Regions from separate parts of the Homo sapiens genome. Here regions 1, 2 and 4 are each linked to region 3. The links are chromatin contacts, found by Hi-C or POLR2A ChIA-PET in ENCODE. All regions are on one chromosome and are shown on one strand. The core of a region is the stretch at or near the end of the contact, and the rest is flanking DNA. Distances in the headings are between cores, read along the strand shown.

The links. Hi-C counts contacts between places; a loop is a spot of excess contacts on that map. ChIA-PET counts read pairs that join two places held with the same protein, here RNA polymerase II (POLR2A). Pooled maps may share reads with other maps.
Region 1: a loop to region 3 is called in a pooled map, with 6 times the contacts of the local background. The contact joins two enhancer-like sites. A Hi-C loop is called at or near these places in 6 of 50 pooled maps. POLR2A ChIA-PET finds 5 or more read pairs at or near these places in 2 of 52 experiments (PC-3 and naive thymus-derived CD4-positive, alpha-beta T cell).
Region 2: a loop to region 3 is called in a map of CD8-positive, alpha-beta T cell, with 17 times the contacts of the local background. The contact joins the promoter of EPC1-AS1 here to the enhancer-like site in region 3. A Hi-C loop is called at or near these places in 4 of 168 maps with a recorded cell type or tissue (CD4-positive, alpha-beta T cell, CD4-positive, alpha-beta memory T cell, CD8-positive, alpha-beta T cell and 1 more) and 7 of 50 pooled maps. POLR2A ChIA-PET finds 5 or more read pairs at or near these places in 4 of 52 experiments (CD4-positive, alpha-beta T cell, T-cell, activated CD4-positive, alpha-beta T cell and 1 more).
Region 4: a loop to region 3 is called in a pooled map, with 10 times the contacts of the local background. The contact joins two enhancer-like sites. A Hi-C loop is called at or near these places in 5 of 50 pooled maps. POLR2A ChIA-PET finds 5 or more read pairs at or near these places in 3 of 52 experiments (H1, Panc1 and activated CD4-positive, alpha-beta T cell).

What each region holds. Positions count from the first base shown.
Region 1 is chr10:34,123,017-34,126,904 of GRCh38, reverse strand. All of the region lies in intron 23 of PARD3 (par-3 family cell polarity regulator), which reads left to right. Among named protein-coding and RNA genes, the nearest start is that of LINC02629, 220 kb to the right of the region's middle. Within about 2 kb of position 2,009, at least 4 of the 41 ENCODE cell types and tissues checked have a DNase peak (open chromatin) inside an H3K27ac peak, as active enhancers do.
Region 2 is chr10:32,345,475-32,349,142 of GRCh38, reverse strand. EPC1-AS1 (EPC1 antisense RNA 1) reads right to left here and starts at 1,779. Exons shown (of 2, transcript NR_104163.1): 1 at 1,668-1,779. EPC1 (enhancer of polycomb 1) reads left to right here and starts at 1,985. Exons shown (of 14, transcript NM_001272004.3): 1 at 1,985-2,380. The coding sequence starts at 2,228. RefSeq lists silencers at 1,395-1,524, 1,535-2,004, 2,675-2,954 and enhancers at 2,275-2,334, 2,355-2,454.
Region 3 is chr10:33,137,741-33,141,802 of GRCh38, reverse strand. No RefSeq gene overlaps it. Among named protein-coding and RNA genes, the nearest start is that of IATPR, 23 kb to the right of the region's middle. Within about 2 kb of position 2,567, at least 4 of the 41 ENCODE cell types and tissues checked have a DNase peak (open chromatin) inside an H3K27ac peak, as active enhancers do; they include CD4-positive, alpha-beta T cell and CD8-positive, alpha-beta T cell, where a contact is called at or near this core.
Region 4 is chr10:32,148,428-32,152,224 of GRCh38, reverse strand. No RefSeq gene overlaps it. Among named protein-coding and RNA genes, the nearest start is that of KIF5B, 94 kb to the right of the region's middle. Within about 2 kb of position 2,469, at least 16 of the 41 ENCODE cell types and tissues checked have a DNase peak (open chromatin) inside an H3K27ac peak, as active enhancers do.

The DNA of each region.
Region 1 (3,888 bases), core at 760-3,259, 990 kb before region 3:
TTGGATGACAGGCTGATTACCTTAGAAATGGAATCATTTCCTAAATTATGGGTCACAAGTTGACCTTTTCTTTTTTTTTTTTTTTTCATTTTCAAGAAACTGAGATCTTGCTCTATTTTACTGATCATGTAAATGAGCTTAAAGTGACTGGAATTCTACTTAGTGTATTAATTTTCATACCAATTCTTATGGTTACCTTAGGAAGAGCTGCTCAGTTGTTTAAAATGTAGCTTGGTCTATGGTTTTAATTATCTGTTTTACAAAATGAGCTTTTTGCATCTTGGAATCCTTCTCTTCTCTTATGTATTCTGACCTTGAAGGGTCACTGTATTTGGAAGGGATGGGACCATGATCTCATTCTTTGGAATGGTTTGTAATCATTTTAGTTTTAAGGAACCACAAACTCACCTTCAAGCTGTGTGTACAACTGAGCCCATATTAGTTGAAATTGTCATGCTTGTTAGAAATGCCCACACACAAAGTGCAGCCAGATGTGTCACAGAGAAAAATATGTAAGCCAATTACTTTACATACAGAGCAGGATGCTGCGGAAAATTCATCCAAGTAGCCCTTTCAATCTACCTATTTTGAAAATGTTCTCTATAAGCTCTAGCAGTACAGAATGCACCTGTTCCTGGGCCTTTGTTCAAAATAATGTCTGGGCCTGAGGGAGCTGATTTGTGGCACAAAAGGTCTTTAGATGAGCAGAGGCCCAGAAAATTTCCTTAGCTCCATAATTGAAGTGAATTCTCTCCCAAGTTGAGCAAGAGAAGAAGAAAAGGCAACTTCTTCCTCACGTAGTGCCAGGTGCAACATAAATAAAGCAGCAAGTTGCTTTAAATCTTTCTTAAGATAATGGAACAATAGGTGAGGTTAGGGTTATTATCACAGAGCTTCGATATGGACAGGACTTAGTGTTGCTTTTAAAAGAACTAAATTGCAGGCTGCAGACGTAAGTACAGTATGCCGTAAAAACTTTGCAGATACCTGAGTGTTGCCAACAAGGAGACTTGCTGGCTGAGACGACTGATAGATGGGATAATGGAGCCTTTAATAATAGCTGTATTGCTAAATCCTTTCCATCCCAGGTTGGGAGTGACTGAAAGTAGTTTAGTCCTTCAGGTAGAAAATTGATACTCTGCAATGTGAATATCCTCTTCTCCCTCAAGCTTGCTTGTTTCCTAGCTGTCCGTCATTCAATGAATAACAAAATCTGTCCTTTTCTCCCTTTTCCTGTTTCAGACTTTAATAGCTCTCCCTGCCCTCTTAGGGCTCTGCCTGCTTTAATTGGCAAGGCAGTCATAGCACACAGCCACTCTGTACCACTAGATTGCCTCCCTGTGCCTGGGCAATTTCAGAAAATGGTGGTTTTCCTTTCGTTTCCATCTTTTTTAAGACTTAAAAAGTATCTGCTCTCATTTTCTCCTAGCGGCCTCCATGCCTTGACTCAAAAAATGCTGCCTTAGTTGACAGCCTTGAAATGAGTATGACCCTAGCTCTAGTTGGGTGGAAATCACCTCGCATAGAAATAGACCTGGAGGGCCGGGCACGGTGGCTCACTCCTATAATCCCAGCACTTTGGGAGGCCCAGGTGGGTGGATCCCGAGGTCAGGAGTTCAAGACCAGCCTGGCCAACATGGTGAAACCCCGTCTCTACTAAAAATACAAAAATTAGCCGGGCGTGGTGGCAGGTGCCTGTAATCCCAGCTACTCAGGAGGCTGAGGCAGGAGAATCACTTGAACCCAGGAGGCTAAGGTGGCAGTGAGCCAAGATCACGCCATTGCACTCTAACTTGGCGACAAGAGCAAGACTCCGTCTCAAAAAAAAAAAAAGAAAGAAATAGACCTGGAGATAAGCCATCTGCAGAGAGGTGCCCATCACACATGGAGAGAGCCTCTGTACTGTCGCAAAGTCAGCACTTTATTCTGCCCTGTGACCTGTCCCTCAGCCAAAGGCTCTGTGACTCATGGCCATGCTATGCTCAGAAGCCCTGTGTGGTAGGAACTCCTGAAGCTACCTTGGGTTGCCATTAGCCCAGATACTAAAGTGCCTGGCTTGTTTTGTAGAGCAACCTTTTTATTTTCAGTGTTCCTATTGCTTAAGATGGGGGCGGGGATAAAAGATCTAAGCACTGGTGTGAAAGATGAGGTGAAGACAAATACAATTAAGACCAAAACATTCATTTCTAAAAACTTCATGAGGGAAACGGGTGTGCTTTGCAGTCTTTTCAGCCATTACTCACATCCTTAGGAGCAATTAAGCTTTTCAACATTCAAGACCCACAAGAGTTCAGTCAATAGTTACATAATTATGGCATGTGTGGGTGGGTGCGGAAGGCTGGGAAGGCACGATGGGTAGACAAAAGTTAACGTTGTTTTGATTAAAGGTTGTACATAAGTCTACTGAAGAAAATAATTACCAATATTAGCACTGGCCACTTTTCAACAGAGTCAACAGTTGACACTCTTCACATGATTTAATGGCATAAAAATGATTTCTGCTCCCTACCAAATCTTTAAATTGCTACTCTTATCAGAATATGGAATTCCTATTAGGGTCACAGCTCATGTGAATTGCTAAAGTAAGGATTGTGAATCTCAAGGGAATGCCATTAGTCTTTTTGTCATCAGCATCATTCTCACCATCATCTTCATCACAGGTTTTCATCCAAAGTGCCTGAATGTTTTGTATTTTACTTTTTGTTTTCTATATGTGCCCTTGGACATACAAAATTTTGCAGATTTTTATCATTCATAATTTAAGGAGAAAATCTGCTCAAAGTGATCCTTTATAAAAATATTACATATGTGTGTGGATATATATATACACGTGCACACCCACACATACTTACACACTATTTTCCTTATCTATAAGAAGAAAAGTGATAGATTATTTGAAATTATTGAATATTCTATGTATATGTTAATATAACAATGATTTTATTTCATAAGTGGCAGCACACTCGCATATTAAGCTGTCAAAGTCTTACAGTATTACCTAGTTCTAATTAGTACTGAAACTTTGTACTGTGGATATTCATGTTTGTTCTTTACTCTGTTAACTGTCTATTAAATATTTCGTTTTGTATTTTCATTTTTTTCTATTTTTATTTTGAAGCAATGATTTTATTTAATTAAGAGAAATGCTTAAAGACTTAATTCATAAAACACCGTATGAGACCATTACAAGCATGTAATCTCCAGCACTTTGGGAGGCAAAGGTGGGAGGATCACTTGAGAGCAGGAGTTCAAGACCAGCCTGGGCAACACAGCAAGACCCTGCCTCTACAAAAATTAAAAAGAAAAAAAAAATTAACCAGGCATGGTGGTGCATACCTGTAGTCCTGGCTACTGAGGACAGCTTGAGCCCAGGAGTTTGAGGCTGCAGTGAGCTGTAATTGTGCCACTGTACTCCAGCCTTGGCAACAGAGCAAGATTCTGACTCTAAAATAAAAACAAAATGTTTAAAAAAAAAACTGTGGAAAATATTTTTTTATATTTTACCCTACTAAATGATACCAACATTGTATAGCTTCCTCAAGCTTGAATTATTATCCCTTTATAATCTATGAGAAAGACAAGTACTTTGTAGTCCACTTACAAAAAAAAATACATATTTTTCACTTGTGGTTTTAAACATAGGCCATGAAGAGATTTACATATCATGGCTCTCCAGCATCCTGTGTAATATATACTCGTGTGTTTATTTCCATCTTACAATCTCTATTGTTATTATGGCTCTGGCAGCCATGTTTTTTTTTTATTTAAAAGGTCATTGCTTGTAACCAATTTCATCACAGGGTTATTTGTAATTTGCACTGTTAGAACAGAGCTTCGCCTTGTTCTCTGGTGAATCTCCAGAGTTATTACAGTTATGCCTGCGCAGGT
Region 2 (3,668 bases), core at 530-3,029, 790 kb after region 3:
CTGTCAGAATAATATTCAGCCAGTATTTTCGGAACTGTTAAACCTGGCTAAACAGGTGTCATTCCACAGTGAAGTTGGCAATTCTTGAGGCTCCCAGAAAGTGACTGCTATCTAATGACTCAGCTTGTGGATACGTCGCTACCGTTGTCTTAAGATACCTTTCTTCCCTTCATTTTTACTTTTTTTGCAAAGTTAACCCACACTTATCCTACATAATTTTACTCAGATATCATCTCTTCCAAAAAGTCTTCCCTTGCTACTTCATTAGAACTACTCTCCTGGGTTGGGCGCCACTCTTGCCCCTTCCCACAGTGGCCTGGGCTTCCACCATAACACTTAGCTCGCCGTGTGGCAGTTGCCATTCGCGGGTCCTTCTCCCCACTGTGTAAGCTCCTCCAGGAGCCCTGTGGGTGCCAAGCTGACTTGGAAGGCTATGAGGGCTCAATACACACCCTCAATACTCATTGAATGAATAAAGGCACGGTCTCTGTGTAGGAAATGCAGGTGAACGTCCTTATGCCTCACTTAAGTGAGCTGCCAATATCGGAGTTTAAGTATAATTTTGGAGAACTGCAATCCGTCCTGTTTTCTCCCTACCCCGCGGGAGCTGGCTAAACCAGCCTGGAGGCTAGCAGTTTGCCTGTGTGCCCTAAGCTAGTGACAGCTCATATCAAGCCCAGTATTTAAGGAGCGTGATTACTTTTACTACGTAGTTCCCAGGGAGAAAAGCAACTCAAAACATTTTTGTATCTTTTTGTATCTTGTTGCACAAGATACAAAATTGTGCACTAAGATACAAATTGAAACTCGAATTGAAATTTGGCTGCCAATTTATTAAACCCACCCCAACAATCTTCCCTATTAACAACAACAACAACGAAGAGATCTCAGGATACCCATTTTCATGTGTAATATAAACCGATGCCACCCATCTATCATATCCATCTAAATCTAATAATTCAGCTTTTTGTTTGGCGGGAGTACGACAGGTCTTTATATGATTCAATGTTACAAAGTTTTTCAGAGGACAAATGATGAAAGTGTGAACCCACGGCTATGATGAAGCCGCAGTCTCTTTGAGTACAGAATCATGAGCTAGATATAAAGAACTGGCTTTAAATTCTGAAGTAGATCTTGCTTTTAAATGTTATAGTGGTGGGTAATAATTTCCTTTGCTTCAGTTACTATTTAAAAAGTAAATATGTGTAGATGAAAATGCAGGATTTAAAAAAATCTACTTTGTAGAATAGGATACCTATCATTTATATTAAGCCCAATGCGTGGGAAACGGATCAATGACTTGATGCGGTGCCTATAAAACATTATAATCCAAAGTTGCATTAGGACATAAAAATAACTGCTGATAAAAGTTTACTCAAAGTAGCATCTGCCCCTAATTCAGTTTGTATTTTTATCGTAAAGACCTAAGGCGCCGCGGGAACTAGGCTGTGCGTTCGCCCCCCGCGGCAGACGGCGGCGCGCGGCGCCTCTGGAGCGCCCCTCCGAAGCCCCGTGGGGGCGGCCGTGGCCCCGGGGCAGCCGCTGGCGAGCACCCCAGAGGTCCGAGCCCTCCGAGCCCCAGGTGCCCGGGGCCCGAGCCCCGCCTGCCACTCTCCCCAGCTGCCTTTCCAAACGGCGGCGTGCTGGTGGAGAGAGTTTTCCCGCACCTTGTTCGCCCGTCAGAAAGCGGCGCCGGGAGGGAGCGAGCGTGAGAAAGTGAGCGTGTGCGCTGCAGGAGAGCACGACCCAAGAGCCGGCGCCCGGTGTCCGAGCGCCCAGTCCGCCCTGTCCGCCCCCGGACCCGCGAAGGGCGGGGGCCCGGAGCAGCGAGGCGCGGGAAGCGAGGCCGGCGGGTGCCGGGGGTTGGCGGGACGCGCGCTTCGTGCCGGCGCCGGCCTCGAGCCCGCGCTCCCTCCCCCCGCCCGCGTGCCCGCGCCGCTGCGCGATGCAGTGTGGGGAATGGCTGGGGTTGGCTGAAGAGCGCACAGTGGAGTTTTAATGTCCGCCATGTTGGCCATGGCGTATTGAAGAGAGCGAGCGAGAGAGGAGCGGAGCGGCACAGCCTCCCACCCTCCCGGCTGGTGTTAGTGCCCGGACGGCGGGCTCTGCGCTCCGCCCCTCAAGTCCCCGGCAGCGGTTGGCGAGTGGGGACCGAACCCCCGGTTCTCCATGATCCCGCTGGCCGGGGCCGTTTCCCCAGAGCGGAGAGGTATCTGCTGCGCCTGAGATGAGTAAACTGTCGTTTCGGGCGCGGGCGCTAGACGCCTCGAAGCCGCTGCCGGTTTTCCGCTGTGAGGATCTGCCCGACCTGCACGAATACGCCTCGATAAACAGGGCCGTGCCGCAGATGCCCACCGGAATGGAGAAGGAAGAGGAGTCGGTACGTGTTAACTCCCCTGTCCGACCCACCGTCAGGCCCGCTCCCTCTGCTGCCTGCGGCGGCGGCGGAGCAGCAAACCCACACAAAATGGCCGCCATCTTCTCTTCGCCGCCGACTCTCAGTCGCCGGCCGGGCCTATACCCCGCCTCCCCCAGCCTCGACCCCCGGCCGCCGCGGCCCAGCGGGGCCCCTTCTAAGGCCACCCGCTGACCCTGGCCACTTGTACCCGGGTCCCGCGGAGTTCGGGGGCCCGAAAGGCACAAAGGGGTCACGTGACGAAGCTGCCGGCAGCCATTTTGTGTCTTAGTTCTTGGGTTGGGCCTTGTGCATCCGGAGAGGGGAACGGGCTGGGTGGCTGTGGGGGTGCGGCGAGTCGGGAGCCGTGGAGGACCCGCCTACAGGCCTCTCCGTGGGCCGCTGGGTGGCGCTCCAGGGCCACTGCGGCCTGCGCGCCGCTGCCCGGGCCGGGAGCGCAGGTTCTGTGCACAGTCGGGGAATTTGATTGCCCCATGGTCTGGGAAGCTTGTTGGGCTCAGTGCAGCCCCCACGTGGAGCCTCAGACGGGCATGTCATGTCGCCTGCTGCTCTATGAGGCTTTTCTCCCCCTCTGCAAGGAAATGTCGAGGGTGCAGCGTGTTTGCCCGGACGACTTACTTTTCTAGAAGATAAGACTTACTTTCAGTGTCCTCTTTCTGGGACGTTTGTATCCATCCCTCTCCAGAGCTAGTTGGTCGGAGGATAATAAACCACTATCCCTGACTTTTTCTGTGATCCTTGCGAATATCTTGCAGATTTGTTTGGAGTACCTCTCTCTTCTGAAGCCTGTAACCTTACCTATTTGTAAAATAAATTTAAGTTCTCCTGCTCTCTGGTATCTCAACATAGGGGGAGAAAAGACCCAATTTAAGTAACTTTTATAGATCTAAATTTCGAAGGAGGATCCTTTCTTATTCAAAACCGAACTAAAACTAAGTGACTTGATTCACAGAAATCTTAATATTGAGATGTCTAAATTGGGTGGGTTTCAGCACGTAAATGTTGACAACTAATAGACATTTTACCATCGCTGTGGCTTTACCTTGTTGTGGAAGTTGGGTTCGGACACCAGGATAATAGAATCTTCCTCTCATTTCCCCCAGATCCTTGACAGTATAACTTGATGACTTCTAATCCTAAGGAATTGCATACCTTGGTTTTCAGGTACAGCCATTTAAACAGGGTGCAGTGTATTGACAGTTCAAGGAAGTCCAGGAGTCGCGTGGATTTGTGTGCTACAATTTTGTTGTGG
Region 3 (4,062 bases), core at 1,318-3,817:
GGATTACAGGCGTGAGCCACCATGCCTGGCCAAGACTTTTTTTCTTCTTATTAAGGGAGTCAGGACTGATGGTGCTACTGAGTGCACAGTGGCCTCAAGAAACCCCCAGGACTAGGTGAAACCATTACCCCCGTTGACTTGAAAAATCAGTGGGGATGGGAGGAGCTGTCTTCCAAGGTAGCCCCCCCTCCAGTGCTGGGCCCCTCATCTCCTACAGACCCAGGCTCTGTAACCACTGCTGGATTGCTGAGAAACTAAGAGCATCTGCCTGAGGAAAATAAGCTGAGATCCTTAACAAATCCAGATTCTCCGGCAAATCAGATGAAGAGGAATGTAAATGCAGGGTGAATTGCATTATGCTTTAGGCCAATACCACTCAGGGCCCAGGCACACAAGCTGTGTGATTAGATGAGGCCTTCAAGTTGCAATCAGGCTTCAAATCTGATGTTCCACTCTTCACATATAGGAGCTGATGGAGTCCTAGGGTCACAAAGGAAACAAAAGACAGAGCGTTCTAACGGCATATTTCACAGATGCAAACACTTACACCCAGAGTATAAGACATGCCCAAAGCCACGCTGGACTCATTATGCCCTCGATCCAGGAAGCATTTCTGGAATAGGTGCTGAGAGCCAGGAGGTGAGACCTCCCATAGGCACAGTCCCTGTCTTCAAGGAATTCCCAGTCCAATCAGGGACACGAGCTTGTAAACCTGGCATCTCCTATACCTGGCCCTCAGCCCAGATCTGAGTGAGAACCTCTGGGGCTGGACCTCAGGGCACACTTATTTAGACACTGCAGATGGTCCTGATGTGGGCTCCAGGCTGGGGACTCCTGTAGACACACAGAATGGGATAAGAGAACCAGAAGAAGCAGCTCACCGTACAGAGGGAAGAAGAGAAGAGTGGCGAGAACCCAGGGAGGGAAGTAATGAATGTATGCCTTCATTCCACACTTTTGTTTTGTTTTGTTTGAGACAGAGTCCAGGCCAGGCTAGAGTGCAGTGGTGCAATCTCGGCTCACTGCAATCTCCGCCTCCCTGGTTCAAGGGATTCTCCTGCCTTAGCCTCCCAAATAGCTGGGATTATAGGCACGCACCACCACACCTGGCTAATTTTTGTATTTTTAGTAGAGACGAGGTTTCACCATATTGGCCAGGCTGGTCTCAAACACCCAACCACAGGTGATCCACCCACCTCAGTCTCCCAAAGTGCTGGGATTACAAGCGTGAGCCACCGTTCCCACAGATGCTTATTGAGAGCCTGGAATGCCTCCTGGGTGCTGGGACTATGGCAGTGAGCAAAACAGATTTTAAAATCCCCATTCCTGTGGAGATGATGGGTCTTGATCTCTCCGTATATCTTCACGATTGGTGGAGAAGTAAAGGAAGAGAAGTGCTATGATTCGAATGTCTGTCCTGTCTGAACCCCATGTTGAAATTTGATCCCCAATGTGGCAGAGTTGAGAGGAGGGGCCTTTAAGAGGTAACTGGGTCATGAGGACTCTGCCCTCATCAGTGGATTAATCCATTCATGGATTAATAGGTTGACAGATTAGTAAATTATCATTGGAATGGAGCTGCTGGCTTTACAAGAAGAGGAAAAGGCCGGGGGCAGTGGCTCACACCTGTAATCCCAGCACTTTGGGAGGCTGAGGTGGGCAGATCATGAGGTCAGGAGATCGAGATCTTCCTGGCCAACATGGTGAAACCCCTTCTCTACTAAAATGGAAAAAAAAATTAGCCAGGCATGGTGGCGGGCGCCTATAGTCCCAGCTACTTGGGAGGCTGAGGCAGGGGAATCTCTTGAACCCAGGAGGCGGAGGTTGCAGTGAGCCGAGATTGCACCACTGCACTCCAGCCTGGCGATAGAGCGAGACTCCATCTAAAAAAACAAAAAAAAAGGAAAAGAGACCTGAGTCAGGACACTCAGACTCTCACCATGTGACACCCTGTGCCACCTCAGTCCCCACCAGCTATGACCCATCAATCTTGGACTTCTCAGACTCCCTAAGTGTAAAAAATACTTTTCCTTTCTTTACATATTACCCAGTTTCAGGTATTCTGTTACAAGCAACAGAAAATGGACTAAGACAGGAAAGGGTAACTAAAGGCAAGGAACAGCAGTGGAGTAAAATGAGAGAGGCAGAAGAGGTGGATGGAGAACGGCTTCACCGAGCACGGATGGAGGGGAGATGATGCATGAGGGGGGCATGACGAAGCTGGAGACGGGGGCTTGTGCTGAAGGTGCTGGAGAGAATATTGCCAAGAAGAGGAGGAAGAGCTGAAGGGACAGGGAGTTTAAGATGTGGGCTCCAAAACACGGTGTAGATGATGACAAGTTCCAGGTTGTGACCCTGGGATGCTGCGTTGGAGTGGAGGTCAAGCTCTGGGGGGGGCGGCAGCAGCTTTCAGACTGCGAAAGTCCATGACTTGCCCATCCACTGAAAAGGAAGTAACCGCCCCCTGCACAGCCTTGTTTTTGTGCCTTCTACCTACGTTACCAGCTGTGAAATAAAACTAACCGTTGTTACCACTTCAAGCACTTGGGGTTTGTTTTGTTTCTTTTTGAACTGAAGTAACCATGGGTACCTGGTAACCTTGGATAGATAAGTGTGTATCTGAGTTTCCCTCTGAAAACCAAGCTGTTGATGGATTTCCTTGACAGTGTATTCTTTCCTGTAACTAATATTAAATCTAAAAAAAAATGAAATTGCTGGAAAAGTACCCATTTATGTTATGCTTTATTCCTCTAGTTAACTGATAGGGTGATTTTTTTTTTTTGAAACAGAGTTTCGCTCTTGTTGCCCAGGCTGGAGTACAATGGCGCCATCTCAGCTCATCGCAACCTCTGCCTCACGGGTTCAAGCAATTCTCCTGACTCAGTGTCCTGAATAGCTGGGATTACAGGCATGCGCCACCATGCCCAGCTAATTTTGTATTTTTACTAGAGACTGGGTTTCTCCAGGTTGGTCAGGCTGGTCTCGAACTCCCAACCTCAGATGATTTGCCCATCTCGGCCTCCCAAAGTGCCGGGATTACAGGTGTGAGCCACCACGCCTGGCGGTGATTTTTTTTAATACAGGAATTTCAGGCTTGGTCTGGGGAAAATGTATAAACAAAAATTCCCTGAAATATGCAAGTTTACTATTATGATTTGCCCTGAAAATAATATGCTGATCAACTCTATGCTTTTTTTCATGTATATTTGTTAAATTCTGGTTCTTAATTACAGCTTTGCATCACAAACAATGGTTACGTAAGTGTTTTGTTGTGTTTTGCTTTGCTTTGCCTTATTTTACAAATTTGATTGTGGTTTCTGAAAAGCCTTGAATTATTTCAAGGAGTTATTTATTCGTGTAGATGAATATCTCTATCCAATAGACCTGGAAGCTGATACTAAAACGGCTGACCAAAAGATAGATGCATTTGTGACCCTTGTCTCCCCAGAAACTACTGGAAGGACCAAATTTATGATCACAACAACCTTTGGTGCTGGCCTTTGTGCAATTTCCTTGCTAGGGCTCTGTGGCCTCTCTCATAGCAACCTAGCTAAGGGGAGGGTCCCTATGTGTGTGGGCACCAGCACATAGCGGAATTGAGAGACTTGTGTTTGCATCTTGGGGCTGCCACTTTGTAAGTAGAAAGGCTTTGGTTTCCTCAATTTCACAATGAGATTAGAATATCCTTTTCCTCCCTCACTTCTCCAATAATCTGGATGCTATGCAAAGAGATCAAGTCCCATCACCTCCATCATAACAGGGACTTTTTATTTAAATTTGTGTTGTTCTCTACCATAGTCGCAGCACCCAGGAGAGTGATGGACACGGGAAAGGCTCTCCTAAACAGCTGCTGAATGAATGCATGCATTCATTACTTCACTCTTCTCTCCTTCCCTCTGCATGAGTGAGCGGCTCCTCCTCTTCTCCCACCCATACTGTGGACTTCCAGGACCTCCAATCCTGAGTGAGCATCAGGATGACTCAGGGTTGGGCTGAGGGCCGGGTCGGGGAGGAGCCAGGTTTACAAGCTCATGTCCCTGATTAGACTGGGAATTCCTTGAG
Region 4 (3,797 bases), core at 1,220-3,719, 990 kb after region 3:
GACTCGTTTCACTTTATGCTGCAGCAGCCAAGCCTCCTCCAAGGAACATGACTAAGGATTAGCAATCTGAGAGCTTAAGATCCAAGAACAAGGGAGTCTCTCTATCCTTCCTAGCATGCAAATGTAACATTGGAGACCTCCAAATGTCTCCACAAGTTGGAGAACACTCCAATTTGCCTGGCTTGGTCACATGCCTATCCCTGGGCCAATCGCTATGGCCTGGAGGTAGAATGTTGTGAGTGACAGCCCTTCCCCTTGCTCCACCCACAAAATGGAATTGGGAAGGAAATGCTGTAATAGAAGAGGGAAGGGATGTTGGCCAGCAAATACACTGAAGTCCACTCCAGAGCCTCCAGTGTCCTGCAGGGATTACAGAAGTAAGAGAATAATGAGAGTCCCTCTTACAAATGGAATCATACGGCATTCTTTTTTTTGTGACTGGCTTATTTCACTTAGCATAATGTCCTCAAACTTCATTCATGTAGTAGCATGTGACAGAATTGCCTTCTTTTCAAGGCTGAGTAATATTTCATTGCATGGATGTGTCACATTTTGCTTAGCCATTCATCCATGGATGGACACTTGGGTTGCTTCCACATTTTATCTATTGTGAATAATGTTGCTATGAACATAGTTGTACAAGAATGTTAGGATTTTAAAAGGAGAGAAAGATCACAAAAGAACATAAAACATCCCATAAGGCCATAAGCAGTGGCTCACGCCTATACCTTCACAGCACTTTGGGAGGCCAAGGCAGAAGGACTGAGACCAGCCTGGCCAACGTGGTGAAACCCCTTCTCTACAAGAAGTATAAAAATTAGCCAGGCATGGTGGTGCATGCCTATAGTCCCAGCCACTTGCGGGGTTGAGACGGGAGGATCTCTTGAGTCCGGGAGATCGAGGCTGCAGTGAACCTGCACCGCTGCACTCCAGCCTGGGCGACAAAGTGAGACCCTGCCTAAAAAAAAAAAAAAAAAAAGAGAAAGAGAGAGAGAGAGATAGGAGTGTAAATAAGAGAAATGAGAGGGGAAGCAGCTGAGCTGGCCAATCATATCTCCTGGGCAAAGCCATTCCAGGTCCTGTGGGTGAACCAACACAGCTTCCAGGATGTATTTGAAATAAGAGTCAAAAGAGCTTCTGAAACTTCGAAAAGCTTTTGTGAAAATTCAAATTCTTGTGTTGAATTCAGAACCCCAGCAGGTTGTAGGCATATGGTAAACATGAGTGATTTAACTTCTAGTTAGAGGAAAAACAAGGTAAAAACCACAGGAAATTGTTTTTACTTCACGGATCCATTTCAGATAAGATAAGGCTGAATGAGGGAGCAAACTTAGAAATCAGATAAGGAGTCAAAAACAACAACAGGAATAAACCGAAGGGAAGGGCATGATGTCATGCAAGCTTTCTGTCATTCAAGAGAACATTTTGAAGGTCATCATCTGGTGTTAGTTGGAGTTTAATTTTTGCTTCTCACAGCAACTTGTATCAGAGAAAGAAAATGCTTCTGCACGCAGATCCCACAGTCCTCGGTGAGGAGGTTAGGCTGTGCTGTCTCTAGCGAGCAATACTCCTGTTAAGTGACTTGGTAAGCTGGGCGCAGTGGCATGTGCCTGTAGTACCAGCTACTTGGGAGGCGGAGGCAGGAGGATCACTTGATCCCAGGAGTTTGAGTCCAGCCTGGATACATAGCAAGACTCTGTCTAAAAAACAACAACGGCTGAGCGTGGTGGCTCACGCCTGTAATCCCAGCACTTCGGGAGGCTGAGGCCAGTGGATCCACTTGAGGTCAGGAGTTTGAGACCAGCCTGGCCAACATGGTAAAACCCCGTCTCTAATTAAAAAAAACCCAAACAAACAAACAAACAAACAAAACACAAAAATTAGTCGGGCGTGGTGGCGCACAGCTGTAATCCCAGCTGCTCAGGAGGCTGAGGCAGGAGAATCTCCTGAACCTGGGAGGTGGAGGTTGTAGTGAGCTGAGATCATGCCACTGTACTCTAGCCAGGGCAACAGAGTGAGACTCTGTCTCAAAATAAATAAATAAATAAAAACAACAACAACAAAAAAAAACACAAAAAGACTTAGTGGAATGGTTCTGCATGCTTCCTCAAATCTCCCAGGTGTGCCGGGCGTTATTGTTGACAGGTAGCTATTAAGCACCTCATCTATAAGAAATAAAAACAATAATGAGCAGGACCAAGGACTTCTCTTCATTTTTGTTTTTTGGTTTTGTTTCACTCTGATACTCTGTTTACAAATACAAGCATAAATGAAAATTGCCTGCATTTGTTGTGTAGCTACAGGACATCTTGCTAAAACTTTTGATCTCATTGCATCACCACAACAATCCTAGGAAGTGAGTGATATTATTATTGCCACCTACAGAGGAGGGCAGTGAGGTATGGATTCATGTGCAAGCACAGGCCTGACTCCAAAGGCTGCATTCTTAACTTCTTCCTCAAGGCTTTCTGCTGAAGAGGAAGCTTAGCTATTTTCTCCAAATACAAGGGAATCTGCTTTATTGCCTGTACACAATTGGCACTTTTTTGGGGTGGGAGGATAAGTTAAAGAGACCTTTGCATGAAGTTGTGATGTTCCCTACCAAATGTAAGTTAAAGTTCCCAATGACTTGCTGTTGGTTGTCAAAACAGAGATTAACAGTCTGAGTCATGGAGTCATTTATTTCAAATTTGGCTTCTGCGCCCATTGTGAAGTAATTTAAAAAATGGGCCACGGGCATGGGAATGGCTTGAGTGACGTCACAATTGGGCAATGTGATCCCACCCTGGGAGGCTGAGACCTAGATTCAAATGGAGTACTCGCCTGTCTGTCCCTTCTCTGCTACGGTTCAGGTTAGATGAGCTGCTCCCGTTGGTGGTTTTTATCTCTTAGCTACACAGCTGCCTGTAGCACTCTCGTCTTTCAGAATGAGTTGCCAACTTTCCATTCTGGCCGTCAGAATTAAAACAAAGAATCATCCTCCAAAGTCATCCAGGCCGGTTAGTTTTTTTCTCTCTCTCCCTTTTGGCATTGGTGTTTTAAATGGAAATCTGATTCACCTGTCACCAAAACACACAAGAGAGCGCTGTATCAGAGGTGCTGGACAAAATTTGTCTCCTGGTATCCTATTCAGGGGTGAGCACCCCACCTGCTGAAAAGGGAGCCTCAGAGAGAGGCCAGAGAGGCAGTTCCTCGGCAGGGGGTGGGGAGGTGGGTGGGTGGAATATCTCTGAGACCCCAAGGGAACATTTTTTTTTTTTTTGAGACAGGGTCTTGCTCTGTTGCCCAGGCTGGAATGCGATGGTGTGATTGCAACTCACACTGCAATCTCAGCCTCCCAGAGTTAAAGGCTGGGTGCAGTGGCTCACACCTGTAATCCCAGCACTTTGGAAGGCCGAGGTGGGTGGATCACCTGAGCTCAGGAGTTTGAGACCAGCGTGGCCAACATGGTGAAACCCCATATCTACTAAAAATACAAAAATTAGCCAGGCATGGTGGCGTGTGCCTGTAATCCCAGCTACCAGGGGGCTGAGGCAGGAGGATCGCTTGAACCTGGCAGGCGGAGGTTGCAGTGAGCCAAGATCGTGCCACTGCACTCCAGCCTGGGCAACAGGGCGAGACTCCATCTCAAAAAAGAAAACACAAAAAACAAACAAACAAAAAAAACCTCCCAGAGTCAAGTGATCCTCCCACCTCAGCCTCCTGAGTAGCTGGAACTACAGGCATGTACCACCACAATCAGCTAACTTATTTTTCAAGTTTTTTGTAGAAACAAGGTCTCCCTACATTGCCCAGGC